Regions from separate parts of the Homo sapiens genome. Here region 1 is linked to region 2. A link is a loop called in an ENCODE intact Hi-C map of the cell type or tissue named here. Cell type or tissue: gastrocnemius medialis. All regions are shown on one strand. Links, peaks and the distances in the headings refer to the core of each region. The heading gives the core; the rest is flanking DNA. Region 1 holds the start of DNASE1L1 (deoxyribonuclease 1 like 1). Region 2 holds the start of SLC10A3 (solute carrier family 10 member 3).

Evidence for each region. Peaks named below come from ENCODE experiments on the same cell type or tissue, not always from the same donor. Only the 100,000 strongest peaks of a DNase experiment are listed, where the experiment ranks them.
Region 1: it touches region 2 in a loop (4-fold over the local background); 17 of 110 quality-filtered maps call a loop at or near these places.

What each region holds. Positions count from the first base shown.
Region 1 is chrX:154,404,061-154,412,697 of GRCh38, forward strand. It overlaps DNASE1L1 (deoxyribonuclease 1 like 1), which reads right to left and starts at 5,194. Exons shown (of 8, transcript NM_001303620.2): 1 at 5,052-5,194; 2 at 1,374-1,595; 3 at 935-1,023; 4 at 768-854. The coding sequence starts at 1,508. TAFAZZIN (tafazzin, phospholipid-lysophospholipid transacylase) reads left to right here and starts at 7,479. Exons shown (of 11, transcript NM_000116.5): 1 at 7,479-7,892; 2 at 8,026-8,154. The coding sequence starts at 7,784. RefSeq lists a silencer at 7,466-8,005. In gastrocnemius medialis, for the core only: no CTCF peak of the experiment used is centred there; DNase peaks (open chromatin) are centred at 4,761, 5,311, 7,441 and 8,071; H3K4me3 peaks cover 3,032 bases; H3K27ac peaks cover 4,907 bases.
Region 2 is chrX:154,487,186-154,496,481 of GRCh38, forward strand. SLC10A3 (solute carrier family 10 member 3) reads right to left here and starts at 3,444. Exons shown (of 2, transcript NM_019848.5): 1 at 3,122-3,444; 2 at 126-1,897. The coding sequence starts at 1,755. The coding sequence ends at 322. It also overlaps the pseudogene RN7SL697P. RefSeq lists an enhancer at 1-33 and a silencer at 3,167-3,676. In gastrocnemius medialis, for the core only: no CTCF peak of the experiment used is centred there; DNase peaks (open chromatin) are centred at 2,492, 3,082 and 3,596; H3K4me3 peaks cover 1,832 bases; H3K27ac peaks cover 2,060 bases.

The sequences.
Region 1 (8,637 bases), core at 638-8,637, 83 kb before region 2:
TCTGTGCTTCATTCCTCTTTCTGGCTGAATAATATTCCACGGACTGGGTATAGTACATTTTGACATTTGGACACTTTGATGTCATTCTTTTTTTTTTTTTTTTTTTTTTTGAGACATGGTCTCACTCTGTTGCTCAGGCTGCAGTGCACTGGCACAATCATAGCTCACTGCAGCCTTGAACTCTTGGGTTCAAGTGATCCTGCTGCTTCAGCCTCCCAAAGCGTTGGGATTACAGGCATGAGCCACTGTACCCTGCCTACCCAGTAATTTTGGAGCGCATACCAGATGTCATATCATTTTATTTATATAGAGAATCAGTTCTCCTTCCCTGCAGCCTCCCTTGCCCTCTGGATCCTGACTCCAAAGGGCTCCCTGCCAGCCTGTCCTCCCAGGGACTTAGAAGATCGGGTCTACCCAAGGCCCATAAGTGGTCCCCACGGAGCCTCTTCCCAGGAGCTGCAGCCCTTGCTGGCCACTTTCATAGAGGGGGCCAGCCACACCCTGAGCCCCAGCAGCTCCCACAGGAGAGAGGAGGAGGGACCCCACATTTGTGCTTATAGAAGGAAGGCCTCCTGCTCTATGGACACTCTGGCGGGGGTCGAGGATGGGAAGAGCCCAGAATAAAAGGTGTTGAGAAGAGAAAGCATGCAAAGCAGGTGAGGCTGTCCCAGGATGGGGGGCCTGTGGCCCCGGGGACTAATGAGCCTACCTCACATTAGGGCCAAGGACCGCCCCCCACCCTGCTGCGCTGCCAGCTCCGTGCTCACCGATAGAAGTACACATACGTCTCCATGTAGGTGCTGCGCCCCAGCTGGGGGCTGCTCAGGGTGCTGTAGGGCCCAGAGCCATCAAATCTGCCAAGAAAAGGGGAGGCGGGGTCAGGGCCTCAAGCCTCTGGGTGTGCCCCTGATTAGACCCACAGAATCTTCCTCACCGATTGAGTTCTCGAAGCAGGAGCGGGATGGCGCTGCCGGAAGAGTCCACCACCTCCTGCAGCACCATGATGTCACAGCGAGCCAGTATCTGTGGGACATCAGGAAGGCCAGCCTGACTCAGTGCCAACTGCCCTGAGAGGAGGCAGTGGGCCCAGGGGACTGGCACTGTTGTGGCCCAGAGTGTTAAGGCTCACTGACTGCAGCCCACAGAAAGCAGTGGGACTGGAAATGCCCCAGGAAAAGACTCATCCCACCCACATGTCACCTGTTTCACAGAGGAGGAGACTGAGGCCAGCAGCAGGCAAGCGCCTGCGCTGCATCTCCGTGCCACACCTCTTCTTCTCCCCTCTTCTCTAGAACATACCCCTGGTCAGGCAGGGATGGGGGCTTTGGCTCATGGTGGTTAGGGGCACGGCTTCCCTGAAGTGATGAACTTACCCGAACTAAGGTGTCCATCACCTGCTCCCTGGCCACCTTGGCCAGTGTCAGCCGCTGGGCATTGAAGGCGCAGATGCGAAAGGCCTGGGCCCCATTGGCCAGGATGAGGAAGAGGAGTGCAGTTGGGTAGTGCATGGCTGTGTGTGGCTGCCGGGGACACCCCAGGAATCCAGGCTGCCCCAGGGTGCGCTCTCACTGGGCTCAGTTCTGGCTCTGGAAGCGCTGAAATATGGAACAGAGAAAGTGGCACTAGCTGCTGCCCAGCACCAGCCTCCCAGTGACCTCCCGAGATCATACCACTGCACTCCAGCCTGGGTGACAGAGTGAGACTCTGTCTCCAAAAAAAAAAATTGTTTTTGAGACAGAGTCTTGCTCTGTGAAGATCAAGCCAAGATCGCACCACTGCACTCCAGCCTGGGCGACAATAAGACTCCGTCTCAAAAAAAAGTGAAATCCTACAGTATTTGTCTTTTTGTGACTGGCTCATTTCACTGAGCAAAATGTCCTCAAGGGTCATTCATGTTGGAGCATATGTCAGAATTTTTTTTTTTTTTTTGAGACGGAGTCTCACTCTGTCGCCCAGGCTGGAGTGCAGTGGCGCAAACGCGGCTCACTGCAAGCTCCGCCTCCTGGGTTCACGCCATTCTCCTGCCTCAGCCTCCCGAGTAGCTGGGACTACAGGTGCCTGCCACACGCCCGGCTAATTTTTTGTATTTTTAGTAGAGATGGGGTTTCACCATGTTAGCCAGAATGGTCTTGATCTCCTGACCTCGTGATCTGCCCGCCTCGGCCTCCCAAAATGCTGGGATTACAGGCGTGAGCCACCGCACCCGGCTGTAGAATTTCTTTCCTTTTCATGGCTGAATCATATTCCATTGTCTGGGCATCTGGGTAGACCACATTTTGTTCATTCATTCATTCATCCATCCATCTGGTTTTTTTTTTTTTTTTTTGAGACGGAGTTTCGCTCTTGCTGCCCGGGCTGGAGTGCAATGGTGCGATCTCGGCTTACTGCAACCTCTGCCTCCCAGGTTCAAGCGATTCTCCTGCCTCAGCCTCCCAAATAGCTGGGACTACAGGCACGCTCCACCACGCCCAGCTAATTTTGTATTTTTAGTAGAGATGGGGTTTCTTCATGTTGGTCAGGCTGGTCTCGAACTCCTGACCTCAGGTGAACTGCCCACCTTGGCCTCCCAAAGTGCTGGGATTACAGGTGTGAGCCACCGTGTCCTTTTTTTTTTTTTTTTTTTTTTTTAAATAGAGACAAGGTCTCACTATGTTGCCCAGGCTGGTCTTGAACTCCTGGGCTCAAGCAATTCTCCTGCCTCAGCCTGCTAAAGTGCTGGGATTGCAGGAATGAGCCCTGGTGCCCCAGCCTCATGCATCTCTTGACCTCGTGATCTGCCCGCCTCGGCCTCTCAAAGTGCTGGGATTACAGGCGTGAGCCAGAGCGCCCAGCCCCTGCTTTCAGTTCTTTTGGGTATATACCCAGAAGTGGAATTGCTGGATCATATGGTAGTTCTAGTTTTAATTTTCTGAGGAAGTGTCATATTGGTCTCCATGGTGACTGCACCATTTTACGTTCTCGCCAACAGTGCACAAGCGGTCAAGCTTATTCTTTTATTGTTTATTTATTTGGGACAAAGTCTTGCTCTGTCGCCCAGACTGGAGTGCAATGGTGCCATCACAGCTCACTGCAGCCTCCTGAATTCTATGTTTCCCAGGCTGGTCTCAAACTGCTGGACTCAAGTGATCTTCCTACCTCAGCCTCCCAAAGTGCTGGGATTTTTTTTTTTTTTTTTTTTTTTTTTTTTTTTTTTTTTGAGACAGAGTCTCACTCTGTCGCCCAGACTGGAGAGCAGTGGCGTGATCTCGGCTTACTGCAACCTCAGCCTCCTGGGTTCAAGCAACTCCCTGCCTCAGCCTCCCGAGTAGCTGGGATTACAGGCACCCACCACCACGCCCAGCTAATTTTTATATTTTTTAGTAGAGACAGGGTTTCACCATCTTGGCCAGGATGGTCTCGAACTCCTGACTTCAGGTGATCAGCCGGCCTTGGCCTCCCAAAGTGCTGGGATTACAGGTGTGAGCCACTGCGCCCAGCCAGTGCTGGGATATTATAGGCCTGACCCACTGCGCCTGGCCTAGTCTACCTTTTTTTTTTTTTTTTTTTTTTTTTTTGAGATGGAGTCTTGCTCTGTCACCAGGCTGGAGTGCAGTGGCGTGATCTTGGCTCACTGCAACCTCTGCCTTCCGGGTTCAAGTGATTCTCCTGCCTCAGCCTCCTGAGTAGTTGGGGCTACAGGCGTGAGCCACCGCGCCCGGCCCCCCCCCTTTTTTTTTTTTTTTTTTTTGATAGTCTCATTCTGTTGCTCAGGCTGGAGGGCAGTAATGTGATCTCAGCTCACTGCAACCTCCACCTTCCAGGCTCAAGTGATGCTCTCACCTCAGCCTTCCGAGTAGATGGGACTACAGGTGCATGCTGCCACACCAAGCTAATTTTTTTTTTCTTTTTTTGAGATGGAGTCTCACTCTGTCTCCCAGGCTGGAGTGCAGTGGCTTGATCTCAGTTCACTGCAACCTCCGTCTCCCAGGCTCAAGAGATTATCCTGCCTCAGCCTCCCAAGTAGCTAGGATTACAGGCACGTGCCACCACACCCGGCTAATTTTTGTACTTTTAGTAGAGACAGGGTTTCACCATGTTGGCCAGGCTGGTCTCAAACTCCTGACCTCAAGTAATCCTCCCACCTCAGCCTCCCAAAGTGCTGGAATTACAGGTGTGAGCCACCGCGCCCGGCTACCAAGCTAATTTTTAAAATTTGTTTGGAGAGATGGGGTTTCACCATGTTGTTCCAAGACCCCAGTGCTTTTCGCCTCCATTAGCAACTACAGGAACATCTTCGTTCATCTCTGTCTCCCCACTTGTGAGATGTTCTCTTTAAGATAAACTCCCGGCAGTGAAGGGTGTGTGCATTTTAAAAGGTCTCAGATATGGCCAAATCATCCCCATTGCAACCTGTGATGGGGACTCTTTCCCATGCCCCTGCCACCACTGGGGAGCCCTTCTTGTTCATCTCACCAGCTGGAGCCCCCCTCTCTCAGTTTATCTTTGTCTCACACTCACCTGACCTTGCAGGGCTCGGCTCCTTGCTCCACGCCCTGTCCATGTGGCTTTTGCATCCTGAGGCATGAGTTCCTCTGCTCTGTCTGCCTGCTTTTCTCTATCAACCTGTCACCTTCCCTTCGGGCTCACTTCCTACCTCTCTGAGGCTCTGTCCGTCTCTGTCTCACTTTCCCTCTCGTCTCTGGTTTCCCTTCTCTGTCTCTCTGTTGCGGTGTCTCTCTCCTGGCTGGGTTTGATGTCTGTTTCTCCCTGACCACCTGCTCTGTCACTCATGCTAGTTTGGGTTCCCTACCCTGGTGCCTATTCTGGGATATACATGGGTATGTGGGCAGCCCTGGGCTGGCACATGCAGCCTTGGAGGCTCTGGCGTCAGGGACCCCCATGAGGGCTACCAGTAAGAACCAGAGAGAGCGACGGTTCCTGGCTTCAGCCCCAAACCCTGGCTGTCAATATCAGCCTTGGTGGGAGCCCTAGGCTTCCCTCTCCCTCTCAAACCCTCCCCAGGCAGAAGGCAACTTCCTCCCTTCTTCCGTCTCCCCAGGGGGCTCCCATACCTGCTCAGACCAGCTTGTCACCAAGTCTGCCTCATCCTTAAGTGGATCGCGATACCCCAGAAGAGCAGCTCCTGCCTGAATAGGGCTAGGAGGGGAAAAAAAAGAGGAAGAGGCTGTGTTCCTGAGCCACCCGGCCAGGAAGGGCCTGGCTGGGCCGGACGCCCCACCCTTGCCAACAGGCAGGCCCGCCCCGTCTCCGCCTCGCCGCCAACAAGGAGGACCAGCACCAGGCCTGGGAACTGCTGACCTGCCCGCCCACCTTCCCACCCAGACCCCGCCTTCCCGGGCCAGCGGGACATGACAGACCTGTGAGTCACTCAAGCCTGGGGCAAGGAGGGGCTGGTGCCTGAGTGAGACCCCGAGCTTCGCTCGCCAGGCCCGTCGCTCAGCTCCCGGTCTGGGTCCCCAGTCAGCAGTTGCTGGGGAAGGCGCAGGAGCTGGAAGTCATGCCTGATGCCACGAGACCGGGCACCCCAAGGGCGTGAGTCTTCTGTCCCTGTTGTTGGGTTCTGAGTCCCAGTGTGGCTGCACACTTCTGAGTTAGGGGTGTTTGATGCAAGCGCTCTGGAGACCCAAAGAGAGGGACAGTCCACACATGATCTGGCCACAGTCGTGAAGTCAAGGGAGGACTGAGGATCTGCCCCAGAGAGGAGGAGACCCAGGGAGCTGGCAGTCCAACGTCCTGGGGGTCCTGCAGTAATGCTGTTGGGACAAATGAGGTGCTCGGACAGGGTCTGTGAGCAGGAGGTGGGGCTGAATCCACTCAGCTTCTCATGGGATGGCTGTAGCTAATGGATTCGACGTGGTAATAGAAGGCTGGACAAATTTTAAAAAATCAATAAATTATGGGCTGGGCGTGGTGGCTCATGCCTGTAATCCCAGCACTTTGGGAGGCTGAGGCGGGTGGATACGAGGTCAGGCGTTCAAGACCAGCCTGGCCAACATAATGAAACCCGTTTCTACTAAAAATACAAAAAATTAGCCCGGCGTGGTGGTGGGCGCCTGTAATCCCAGCTACTCAGGAGGCTGAGGCAGGAGAATTGCTTGAGCCTGGAAGGCGGAGCTTGCAGTGAGCCGAGATCACACCACTGCACTCGCACTCCAGCCCGGGCGACAGTGCGAGACTCCATCTCAAAAAAAAAAATCAATAAATTATGGTTTAAAAATAAAAAACAGGCCAGGTAGGATGACTCACACTTTGGGAGGAGAGGCAGACAGATCACCTGAGGCCGGGAGTTCGAGACCAGCTTGACCAACATGAAGAAACCCAGCCTCTACTAAAAATACAAAAATTAGCCAGGTGTGGTGGCTTGCGCCTGTAATCCCAGCTACTCAGGAGGCTGAGACAGAAGAATCGCTTGAACCTGGGAGGCAGAGGTTGCAATGAGCTGAGATCTCGTCACTGCACTCCAGCCTGGGCAACAGAGCAAGACTCTGTCTCAAAAATAAAAATAAATAAAAATAAAAATAAAAAACTGCCGGGTGCGGTGGCCCATGCCTGTAATCCTAGCACTTTGGGAGGCTGAGGTGGGTGGACTGCCTGAGCTCAGGAGTTCGAGACCAACCTGGGCAACATGGTGAAACCCCATCTCTACTAAAATACAAAAAAAAAAAAAAATTAGCCGGGCGTGGCGACCTGCGCCTGTAGTCCCAGCTACTCAGGAGGCTGAGGCAGGAGAATAGCTTGAACCCGGGAGGCGGAGGTTGCAGTGAGCCGAGATTGTGCCACTGCACTCCAGTCTGGCGACAGAGCGAGACTCCTAAAAAAATAATAATAAATAAATAAATATAAAATAAAAATAAAAAACTGGCTGCTTAATGCATAGGGGGCTTTCTTTCCGGGTCATGAATATGTTTCAGAACTAGAGGTAGTAGCTGACATTGTGACTGTATCAGATGGTATAAAATACTGTTTCTTGTATTACATATGATACACAATATGTTTGTATATATTGCTGTATATATTGTATATTTTGCCATACAGTAGATTATACATTGCTACATACACATAGTATCATGTAGTACTGTAACTATGTCAAATTGTATATGTGGCTGGGCGGGGTGGCTCACGGCTGTCATCCCAACACTTTGGGAGGCCGAGGCGGGTGGATCAGAGTGTGATGGCGGGCGCCTGTGGTCCCAGCTACTCGGGAGGCTGAGGCAGGAGAATCGCTTGAGTCTGGGAGATCGAGGCTGCAGTGAGCCATGATCCCATCACTGCACTCCAGCCTGGGTCTGGCTGGACCCTGTGTCAAACAAAAAACAGAAACACTAGAGAGACAAAAGGCGAGCGCAGGAGGCTGCCAGGAAGCGGGAGCCCCACGGGGTGACGGCCACTTCCCGCCGCCCCGGGGCTGGCCTCGCTGCCGTCAAGCGGCCCGTGCGCGCTTTGCGACAGTCGGTCGGGCTGGGCACCGGCGCAGGTTCGCTTTCCGGCGGTTGCACCGGGCCGGGGTGCCAGCGCCCGCCTTCCCGTTTCCTCCCGTTCCGCAGCGCGCCCACGGCCTGTGACCCCGGCGACCGCTCCCCAGTGACGAGAGAGCGGGGCCGGGCGCTGCTCCGGCCTGACCTGCGAAGGGACCTCGGTCCAGTCCCCTGTTGCGCCGCGCCCCCGTCCGTCCGTGCGCGGGCCAGTCAGGGGCCAGTGTCTCGAGCGGTCGAGGTCGCAGACCTAGAGGCGCCCCACAGGCCGGCCCGGGGCGCTGGGAGCGCCGGCCGCGGGCCGGGTGGGGATGCCTCTGCACGTGAAGTGGCCGTTCCCCGCGGTGCCGCCGCTCACCTGGACCCTGGCCAGCAGCGTCGTCATGGGCTTGGTGGGCACCTACAGCTGCTTCTGGACCAGTGAGTGGGCCCAGGCCGAGGCAGGCCCGCCCGGGTACCCATGCCCGGCCGGAGGTGGGACTTAGGGTGGGGGACGCCGCGGCCCCGACCTAGCGGGCGAGCCCGGAGCGCCTGACTTCTCCTTCCCCGCCAGAGTACATGAACCACCTGACCGTGCACAACAGGGAGGTGCTGTACGAGCTCATCGAGAAGCGAGGCCCGGCCACGCCCCTCATCACCGTGTCCAATCACCAGTCCTGCATGGACGACCCTCATCTCTGGGGTACCCGGGCCAGTGTGCTGGGCAGGGGGAGGAAAGGCGAGGATTCGGGACGGGCCCAGCCTCGTCAGAACAAACCCCTTCTCGCTGCCTTTTCATGGAGCCCTGGCACTCCGGTTTCCGGGCGTTCTGCCCCAGGGCTGAGACTTGGATTTGTGGCTCCTGCAGCATCCCTGAGGGAGCATGATTTGGAGAGGGCCTTGGGCATGGAGCAGGACCAAGGAACGGCCACAGGGCATATCTTACAGCTCCTTTAACGTCAGGCCTCCAGAACCCTCTGTTCTCTAAACCATCCAGGGCCCCACAGTCTTGGGAAAAATTTGGGGGTTGGACATAGGATATCCTGTGAGGAAGTTCTGGGCCAGGGACTGGAAGCCCAGTGTCCTGGCTTCAGGTTTGCCCCTGGCTGGGCGTGTACCGTTCAGCCCTATTTGGGAGCCTGGTTGCCACACCTAGAGGTTCCTGCTCTGCTGACTTCACAGGAAG
Region 2 (9,296 bases), core at 80-8,079:
AAAGCCTATGCAGGGGTCACCGTGTCACCCAAGCTGGCCCTCCACCCTGGTCCACACTTACCCAGCACACTCTTTCTACCCCCACGCCCAGGCCCCAAAGGGCAAAGAGTAGAAGGGACCCAAGCTTGCTTCTCTCTTTTATTGAAATATATTTTCTGGGCAGCGCCCACCTACCTAACTCAGCATGGCCTCTTTGGCACTGAAAGCTGGAGAATAAAAAATCAGTAAAAAAAATAAGCCTGGATTTTTCTGAGTGCATAGTGCATGAGAACTTTGGTGGAGTGTGGGGGCTGGGGCTGATGAAAGCTTGACCCAGAGGCCTCAGGGAACTGGGAACAGGCTGCTGTAGATGAAGTGGCCAATGACCAAGGCCAGCATCTCGGAGGTGCCGCTCAGCGCCACAATGAAGGGGGCCTGGGAGGCATAGTCAGCTTGAAGGCGGCGGAGGGATAGCTGCAGCATGGCCAAGGCCAGCAGGCTGTTCTGCACCCCTACCTCAATGCTGACCGTCCGCCGCTGGGCCACTGGCAGCTTCAGACACGTGGCTAGGCAGTAGCCCACCAACAGGCCAACCAGGGGCACCGTGATACCCACCAGTACGATGGGTAGCCGGATGCCTGCCAGGATGAAGACCCCCATGCGATAGGCCAGGAAGAGGCCGCCCAGGAGGAGCACAAAGCTGAAGGGCTTGACGACCTGCAGCAGCAGCTGGGAGAACTTGGGGAGCTTGGACTTGATCAGCACGCCCACGGCTATGGGGATGGCAATGAACAGCAGGGTCCCCAGGATCTTGGAGATGGGCACGTGGAGCGTCTCATGGATGCTGAGCAGGCGGCTGTAGATGGCCGAAGACAGAGGCAAGAAGCCAGTGGCAGCCACCGTAGAGAGGAAAGTCATGGAGATGGCCAGGGTGACGTCCCCTCCAAGAAGGAGGCTGAAGAGGTAGCTCCCCCCGCCGCCAGGCGACGAGCAGGTGATGATGAGGCCCAGAGCCAGGGCCTTGGGCAGCATGAAGACCTTGGCCATGAGGAAAGCGTACAAGGGCATGACCAGAAACTGGCCCAGGAGGCCCAGCAGCATGGGCTGGGGGCTCTGCATGAGCCCCTTCAGAACCTCGAGTTCCACTTTGCACCCAAACGAACACTTGTTGACAAAGATAAGAGGCAGGAGCAGGTAGAGGATTGGGTTTTCCGAGAAGTGGGCCAGGTCGGCGCTGAGGGTGGCAGGCGTGTCTTCAGCAGGTGAGACCTTGATGCAGAAGTCTCTCCGCTCCTCAATCAGTGTGGGCGGGGCCTCATGGGCGTCCACGAGCTGGATGTGGAGTGGGGCCAGCCCAGCCAGGCCTGAGTGGATGCTCACCACAAAGCCACCCCCGCCTCCCCAGGTTATAGCACTCACGTTCTTGATGGTCAGCACCTCTGTGTCCAGGGAGGTGACCCTGAGCATGGGGCCAGGCGCCGTCCTGTTGGCCTGGCCTGGGTACTGGCTGGAGATCACGATGATGCCCTCACTGTCCTCAGGAAACTCAAACTCCATCACAGAGCCATCTCCAATGCTCAAGTAGCGGCCCCCAGTCGGTGGCACGGTGTGACCCCCAGCAGTGCTGAGGCTGGTGCTGGCTGTCCCTTGGGCCCCCCATGGCAGGCTGATGAGCAGCAGGGCAGCTCTGAGCATGCTTAAGGGACCTGTGCCACCACCCTCGCCCCCCAGACCAGGCCACTGCTGAGAGCTGCCCTTGTCCTGCATTAACACCATGGCTCTTCCTGGAGGACGGATGGCGTGCCCAGGCCCTCTGCGGCTTAGGAGAACATCCCCACTGGTGCTGTTGGGTTGTCCTGAGAAGGGTTCATGGGTGGGTCCCAGTCCTGTGCTGTCTTCCTTGATGGCAGGGCTGTCCCTGAGGAGGTAAGGGACACAGAGAGGCAGCTGGTGAGGGTCACTTACCCTGGAGGCCTTGGTCCAGCCATGTGTCTTACCTCTGAAGAGGGAGGCAGTCAAGAACCCAGGAGCATGGGGATCTGGAAGCCCACTGCTAAGAGTAAAACTCAGCAGGGACCCTTGCCCCACACTCAGGAATGGAGAGGCAATGCCTAGTGATGGCCCTTGAGTGCCATTCAGCTGTGGCTCCCTGGCCCACTCTACCTGCCCCTACAGTGACTCGATGAAGGTCCTGCTGGGAAGCAGGTCCTCCCTCCCCAGGGAAGTTGCCAGAAGGGGCGGCAGGAGTGGATCAGACAGAGCCACATGTCTACTGGGGGGGTTTCTCCTCCTTTTGTCAGAGCTCCCACTGGGCTGAGACTTTGACCTCCCAGAGCCACTGCGTTACATCTGAGAGGCTGTGCTCAGAGTGCAGGGCTCCTTCCCATGCCCACATGCGCCCCTACCAGAGCCTCAAACTCAGTGGAATTATGAGTGTTTCTAGCGGCCAGCAACACCCCCTTCCACTTCTCAATCTGGGCAGCGACCACCGTAGTGTCACATCACCTGCTAGAACTGGGGCAACCAGGATGGAGACACAACAGCTTTACATCACCCCTGTCAGTTGCCTCATGCACTGTTGTGTCCCAGTCCTAGAAGAGGACTGCCTCTATAGATCCTATCCGTCTTTGGCATTGGCCTCCCGTCATCTGAGACTGGGGTGAGGCAGAAGTAGGGAGCAGAGGTTAGGTTAAGCCAAAGGCTCATCCCGGCGAGCCTCCCCTATCCCTAGCTTAGGATGACATGGCCTCTGCTGGCTTGAAGTTCGGGTCACTTACCCTGGAGGCCTTGGTCCAGCCATGTGTCTTACCTCTGAAGAGGGAGGCAGGAAAACCAGTGGGGTGGGAGAGGCAAAGTACAGGAGCTAAGATGAAGGCACCAGGACTGAAGCCACCGGGGTGATACAAACCAGCTCAGAAGGGAAAGGCTAGGGGCCATCCACCCCATGCCCCATCCCTCCAGTAGGGCTGGCGGCTCTGAGTCACTCCAAGAGGGGTTTGGCCCAGATCCCACACCATTTCTGCTTGAGGGGCCGACAGAGTTTGAGCAGATGCACCCACAAGGCAGGGGAGGGAGTCCCGGCCCTTCCAAAACGGCCAAGTGTTCGGGGTAACTGGCAGTGCTAACAGGGGCTCCTCCCTACCTGGGAGTCCGGAAGTTGTCGGACGGGTGGCTAGCAGAGCTCGGGCGCGAACCTGGGAGGGAGGAAAGGAAGGGCACGCCGCCGTCCCACAGCCGGCGACCCGCTCGGGCCGTCTCGGAGTCTGGGGGGGCCCCTTACGCCATTCCTGGGCCCCGCGGCCCCGCCAGGCCTCGCAAACGCGCGGCGGCGGCGGCGGCCCTTCCCTGCCAGGCCCGGCCGGGCGCCCGAGTGGGCGATCGCGGAGCAGGGTCGGGGCCAGAGGCCGCCTCCCTTCCGGAGGCTCTCACCTGCCACAGCCACCGCGCAGCTTAGCTGCAGCGTCTGCCTGGCCGGCAGTCGCCCGCGAGCTCGGCCTGTCAGGGCCCCGCCCCACCGAAGCCCCTCCCTTCCCCGCCCCGCGCGTCAGGGCCCCGCCCCCCCCTCAGCGTCCAGCTCAACTCCGGCTGCTCGCTGGGCTCCGACCGGTTGTGACGTCTCTGGGAGTGACGCGCCGGCGCGGGCGCGGTGCGGGTGAGCTGGTCGGCGCTTGGCGCTGCCTGGACCAATCGCTTGGCAGCGCATCTGAAGCTGTTGTGATCGCTGGGGCGACCCGCTCTGGGAGGGAGCCCCAGGCATTCCCGATTACGCTGCGACCTCTAAAGGCAATGGGACAGAGGGTTAGACGTTAGCAGGGCTGGGTGCCCGGGGTTAGGGTTTTGGCCACGTTGCCGCTCAAGGTGCCCAGCCCTGGGGCCCCAGGGTTGAGTTTGACCGACCTGGACGCCAGGCTCTGTGCGGAGTTCCTCCTTTCGTTCAAGTATTGACCGAGCGCCTATTTCTATTTTATGTATTTATTTTCTGAGACTGAGTCTTGCTCTGTCACCCAGCCCGGAGTGCAGTGGCGCGATCTCGGCTCACTGCAACCTCCGCCTCCCTGCAACCTCCGCCTCCCGGGTTCAATCCATTCTCCTCTCTAAGCCTCCCGCGTAGCTAAGATTACAGGCGTCCGCCCCCGCGCCCGGCTAATTTTTGTATTTTTAGTAGAGACGGGGTTTCACCATGTTGGCCAGGTAGGTCTCGAACTCCTGACCTCGTGAGCCACCCGCCTCGGCCTCGCAAAGTTCTGGGATTACAGGCGTGAGCCACTGCGCCCGGCGTAGGCCAGTTTCTATACTGTGGAACATTAAGTGGACTTGTCTGCTTTTCCAAACTTTGGCGCCACTAGCAAGGTGCAGAGGCTTTGTGGTAAAGGAAGAGAAAGAAGGCAGAAAGTTGGGGAAAAATATGATGGGAATGTGTAGAAAGAAGGTCGGAAGGCAGTACAGAAGACAGTACAGAGTTGGGGGGGGGGGGATCATATGTTCCCAAAGCTTATTGGTGCAACTGGAATCAATCTGCACACTTCAACCTCTTGTCAAGACTGTGATGGAGTCGGAGGTATTTGCCCCGGGTAGGTGCACAAGACGCATGGTTGCAGATGTGGAAACAGAACAGAACAAAACCACCCACGTCTCTAATGTTTCAAATGAATGATATACATTTGTTTTTATTACTTATTTATTTATTTTTGAGACAGGGTCTCGCTCTGTCGCCTAGGCTGGAGTGCAGTGGCACAAGCTCGGCTGACTGCAACCTCCGCCTCCCGGATTCAAGCGATTCTCCTGCCTCAGCCTCCTGAGTAGCTGGGATTACAGGCGTGCGCCACTACCACCCGGCTAATTTTTATATTTTTTAGTAGAGACAGGGTTTGCCATGTTGGCCAGGCTGGTCTCAAATTCGTGACCTCAAACGATCCACCCGCCTCAGCCTCCCTAAGTGCTGGGATTACAGGTGTGAGCCACCGTGCCCAGCCAAATAATATACTTTTAATAAATTTATTGACATTTAAATTTATTTTAAAACTTTATTTATTTATTTAGAGACAGGGTCTCGCTCTGTTACCCAGGCTGGAATGCAGTAGTGCCATCATAATCACTGCAGCCTCGAACCCCTGGGCTCAAGCGATCTTCCCACCTCAGTATCCCAAGTAGCTGGGACTACAGGAGCATGCCACCATGCCCAGCTTAAAAAGTTTTTTTGGCCGGGTGCGGTGGCTAATGCCTGTAATCCTAGCACTTTGGGAGGCCGAGGCGGGCGGATCACGAGGTCAGGAGATTGAGACCATCCTGGCTAACACGGTGAGACCCCGTCTCTACTAAAAATACAAACAAATTAGCCGGGCGTGGTGGTGGGCGCCTGTAGTCCCAGCTATTTGGGAGGCTGAGGCAGGACAATCTCTTGAACCCCGGGTGGGGGGAGGTTGCAGTGAGCCGAGATCGCGCCACTCTCCTCCAGCCTGGGCAACAGAGTGAGACTCCCATCTCAAAAAAAAAAAAATTGATTTTTGTGTGTGTTTTACAAAGTTCAAGTTAGTATGTGCGTATAATATGAGCAAATATACATATGCTGAGGGTTGTTACAAGGGTTTGATGTGTGGATGATCAAAAACATTTGCAGCCATAGCTCTCAGCCATTGTTTAGCCTCCAGGGATCACTAAGGCAGAAGCGATTTGTGTGTTTGTACTTGGTGTTCTGGAAAGGTTGTTCTGTCCCTTTCAAATGGGGTTGAAGGGTCCTGATGGAAGTAGACAGTATTTAGACTAGGACAGGTGAAAGGGCTGGACTAGGCACATGCTGGGGCTGAAGATTGCAATTTGGAAAACGGCAGTGAGGGTAGGGATTGTCTGAGGATGGGGTAAAATTGGCCAGAGGGAGAAAGGAGTCAGCTGGAAAAGCCAAAGAAGGAAAACCCAAAAAGTTGTGTCCTTCTTGAAGGAAAAGGGAATTTTTGTATTCCACTTGCCTGTGCTGTTGGGCCTGCCTGACACTGTCAGTAAAATTCACCTGGAACTAGCCACTTGGCAGCCACCAATTCTTGTTTTTGCCAGGTGTCAAGGAGAGCAAATGCAGTCAGAAGACTGCTGTCTGTTATTGTCAATCACTTCAGCCTTCCCTGAAAAGCCCAAGTGGGCAGGTGGGATATCTGACATGAAGAATTTGGTGGCTTTGTCTGCAGGAAAAGGGAATAGCAAAATTAAAGGCAAGACAATGTTCCTAGTTGGTTTAGGGAATCAGTAATTTACCCCAGGGTGCGGGTGGCTCACGCCTGTTATCTCAGCACTTTGGGAGACCGAGGCGGGTGGATCACTTGAGCTCAGGAGTTCAAGACCAGCCTGGGCAACATGGCAAAACCCCATCTCTACAAAAAATACAAAAATTAGCCTGGCGTGGTGGCATGCGCCTGTACTCCCAGCTACTCGGAAGGCTGACGTGGGAGGGTCGCTTGAACCCCGGGAGATGGAGGCTGCAGTGAGCTGAGATGGCACCACTGCACTCCAGCCTGGGCAACAAAGTGAGACCTTGACTCAAAATAATAATAATAATAATAGTAATAATAATAATAATTTACCCTAGAAGAGAAGGAGGAAGAGGTGAGGATATCTAGTGCCCAAAGAGAAGTCATCTGGACCGAACAAACAGATGGAACAAATGATAGCAACAGCTGAAACAACATCAACACATTTCAGATGGGAGGCCTGCCAGGTATTATGTAATAAGGTCACAGTGGTGACCCTGAGAGGCATGCCTACCTCTGCTCTTGAGGCAGGGGCCTCTAGAAACAGGATTTTTTTTTTTTTTTTTTGAGACAGAGTCTCACTCTATCGCCCGGGCTGGAGTGCAGTGGCACAGTCTTGGCTCACTGCAACCTCTGCCTCCCGGGTTCAAGTGATTCTCCTACCTCAGCCTCCCAAGTAGCTGGGATTACAGGTATGTACCACCACACCCAGCTAATTTTTGTATTTTTAGTAGAGGTGGGGTTTCACCATGTTGGCCAGGCTGGTCTCAAACTCCTGACCTCAGGTGATCCACCCACCTCGACCTCCCAAAGTGCTGGGATTACAGGCATAAGCCACCGTGCCTGGCCCAGAAACAGTATTTGATAAATAAAGAGGCCAGGTGAGGTGGCTCATACCTGTAATCCCAGCATTTTGGGAGGCTGAGGAGGGAAGATTGCTTGAGCCCAGGAGTTTGAGACCAGCCCGGGCATCATGGGAAGACCCTATTTCTACATAAACAGATTTTTAAAAAAATTTAAAAAGGCATGGAAGGCATATGCTAGTGTAAGTATGAGGTACATTGAGTATCCACAGGGAAGTGTAATGACACCTGTCACTTTTGCCTGCCCAGCATCAGGTTGCAGCACCTTAGTTTTCTCTGGGGGAACCATCCCTCCTCCACTCTCAGTACACATGGTTTGCATGTGGATGACCCCAACGCTGGGCCCTGGAGTGGGCACATAACCAGGTATAACCAGCCAGCCACTCAGAGTGGGCAGACATCATGCCATAATCCAGTCTGGACCAGTGAGGGTTAGTCCCCAGGAACTTGTACTGAAGTATTGGGAATGCCATCCTAAGTCACAGAGAGGGAGACTAAAAGAAAATGGTATTTATTTGGAATGGGTACTGCAATGGGAATGTGTGTGCCATAGTAAACTGTGTATATTCAGGGAGGCGAAGGGAGAAAAAGGGTTTTGTTGTTGTTGTTTTTTAAGGTAGGGTCTCACTCTGTTGCCCAGGGTGGAGTGCAGTGGTGTGATACTGGCTAACTGCAGCCTTCACCTCCTGGACTCGGGTGACCCTTCCACTTCAGCCCCCTCGAGTAGCTGGGACTACAGGCATGTGCCACCATGCCTGGCTAATTTTTTTGCATTTTTTGTAGAGATGGGGTTTAACCATGTTGCCTTACACTGGTCCCAAACTCCTGGGCTTAAGCAATTCTCCTGTCTCGGCCTTCCAAAGTGCTGGGATTACAAACATGAGCCATTGCAGCAGGCTGACAAAGGTGTTTTTTGTTTGTTTGTTTGTTTGTTTGTCTGTTTGTTTGTTTTTGAGATGGAGTTTGGCTCTTGTTGCCCAGGCTGGAGTGCAATGGCGCGATCTCAGCTCACTGCACCCTCCGCCTCCTGGATTCAAGCGATTCTCCTGCCTCAGCCTCCTGAGTGGCTGGGATTACGGGCACCCGCCACCACGCCCGGCTGATTTTGTATTTTTAGTAGAGACGGGGTTTCACTATGTTGGTCAGACTGGTCTTGAACTCCCGACCTCAGGTGATCCGCCTTCCTCAGCCTCCCAAAGTGCTGGGATTACAGGTGTGAACCACTGTGCCCGGCTGAGAAAAGTTTTTAAAGAAAAAATGAGAATTACATAATTGTTTTCAGGTAATTATTCTTGGCTACAAGGATTAATAACAAAGGTGGCATCAGTCCAAATTTGGACAAGCAGCTGCTGGGTAGATGTGTTCACAGAAGTATTTTCTGTGTGTAAGGTGATGAGACTGCAAAAACTATATCACTCTGGTGATGATAGCCGTTGTACAGGGTTATAGTTTTTGCAGTCTCATGATGGGTTTTGCTATCAGGCATCACACATGAGAACCTTCCCTTCATGGCCTTCCCCAGCTCCGGTTTTCGGGTTTGTTTTTTTTTTTTAAGGTGGGGTCTTGCTATGTGACCCTGGCTGGAAGTGCAGTGGCTTTTCACGGAGCGATCCTACTACTGATCAGCATGGGAGTTTTTATTTGCTCTGTTTCTGAGCTGGGCTGGTTCACTCTTCCTTAGGAAACCTGGTGGTCTCCTGCTCCCAGGAGATTACCATATTGATGCTGAGTTTAGTGAAGACACCAGATCAGAATAGCATACCACAGCCCAGAAATCCTGGGCTCAAGTGGTCCTCCTGCCTCAGCCTCCCCAGTAGCTAGGAATACAGGTGTGTACTACCATGCCTGGCTAATTTTTAAAAATTTTTCGTAGAGACAGGGTCTCCCTATGTTGCTCAGGCTCATCTCGAACTCCTAGGCTCAAGGGATCCTCCCATGACAGCCTCCCAAAGTGCTAGACTACAGGGGTGAGCCACCGCACCTGGCTAGCATGGAAGTTTTAACCTGCTCCATTTCCAGCCTGGGCTGGTTCATTCCTCCCTAGACAACCTAGTGGTCCTCCATTCCCAGGATACTGATGCTGAGCTTTTTGTGGACACCTGATCGGCCTGGCATACTACAGCCCAGAACTCCTGGGCTCAAACAATTCTCCTGCTGCAGCCTCCTGAGTAGCTAGGACTACAGGCATGTGCCACCACACCTGGCAGGGTTTTTTTTT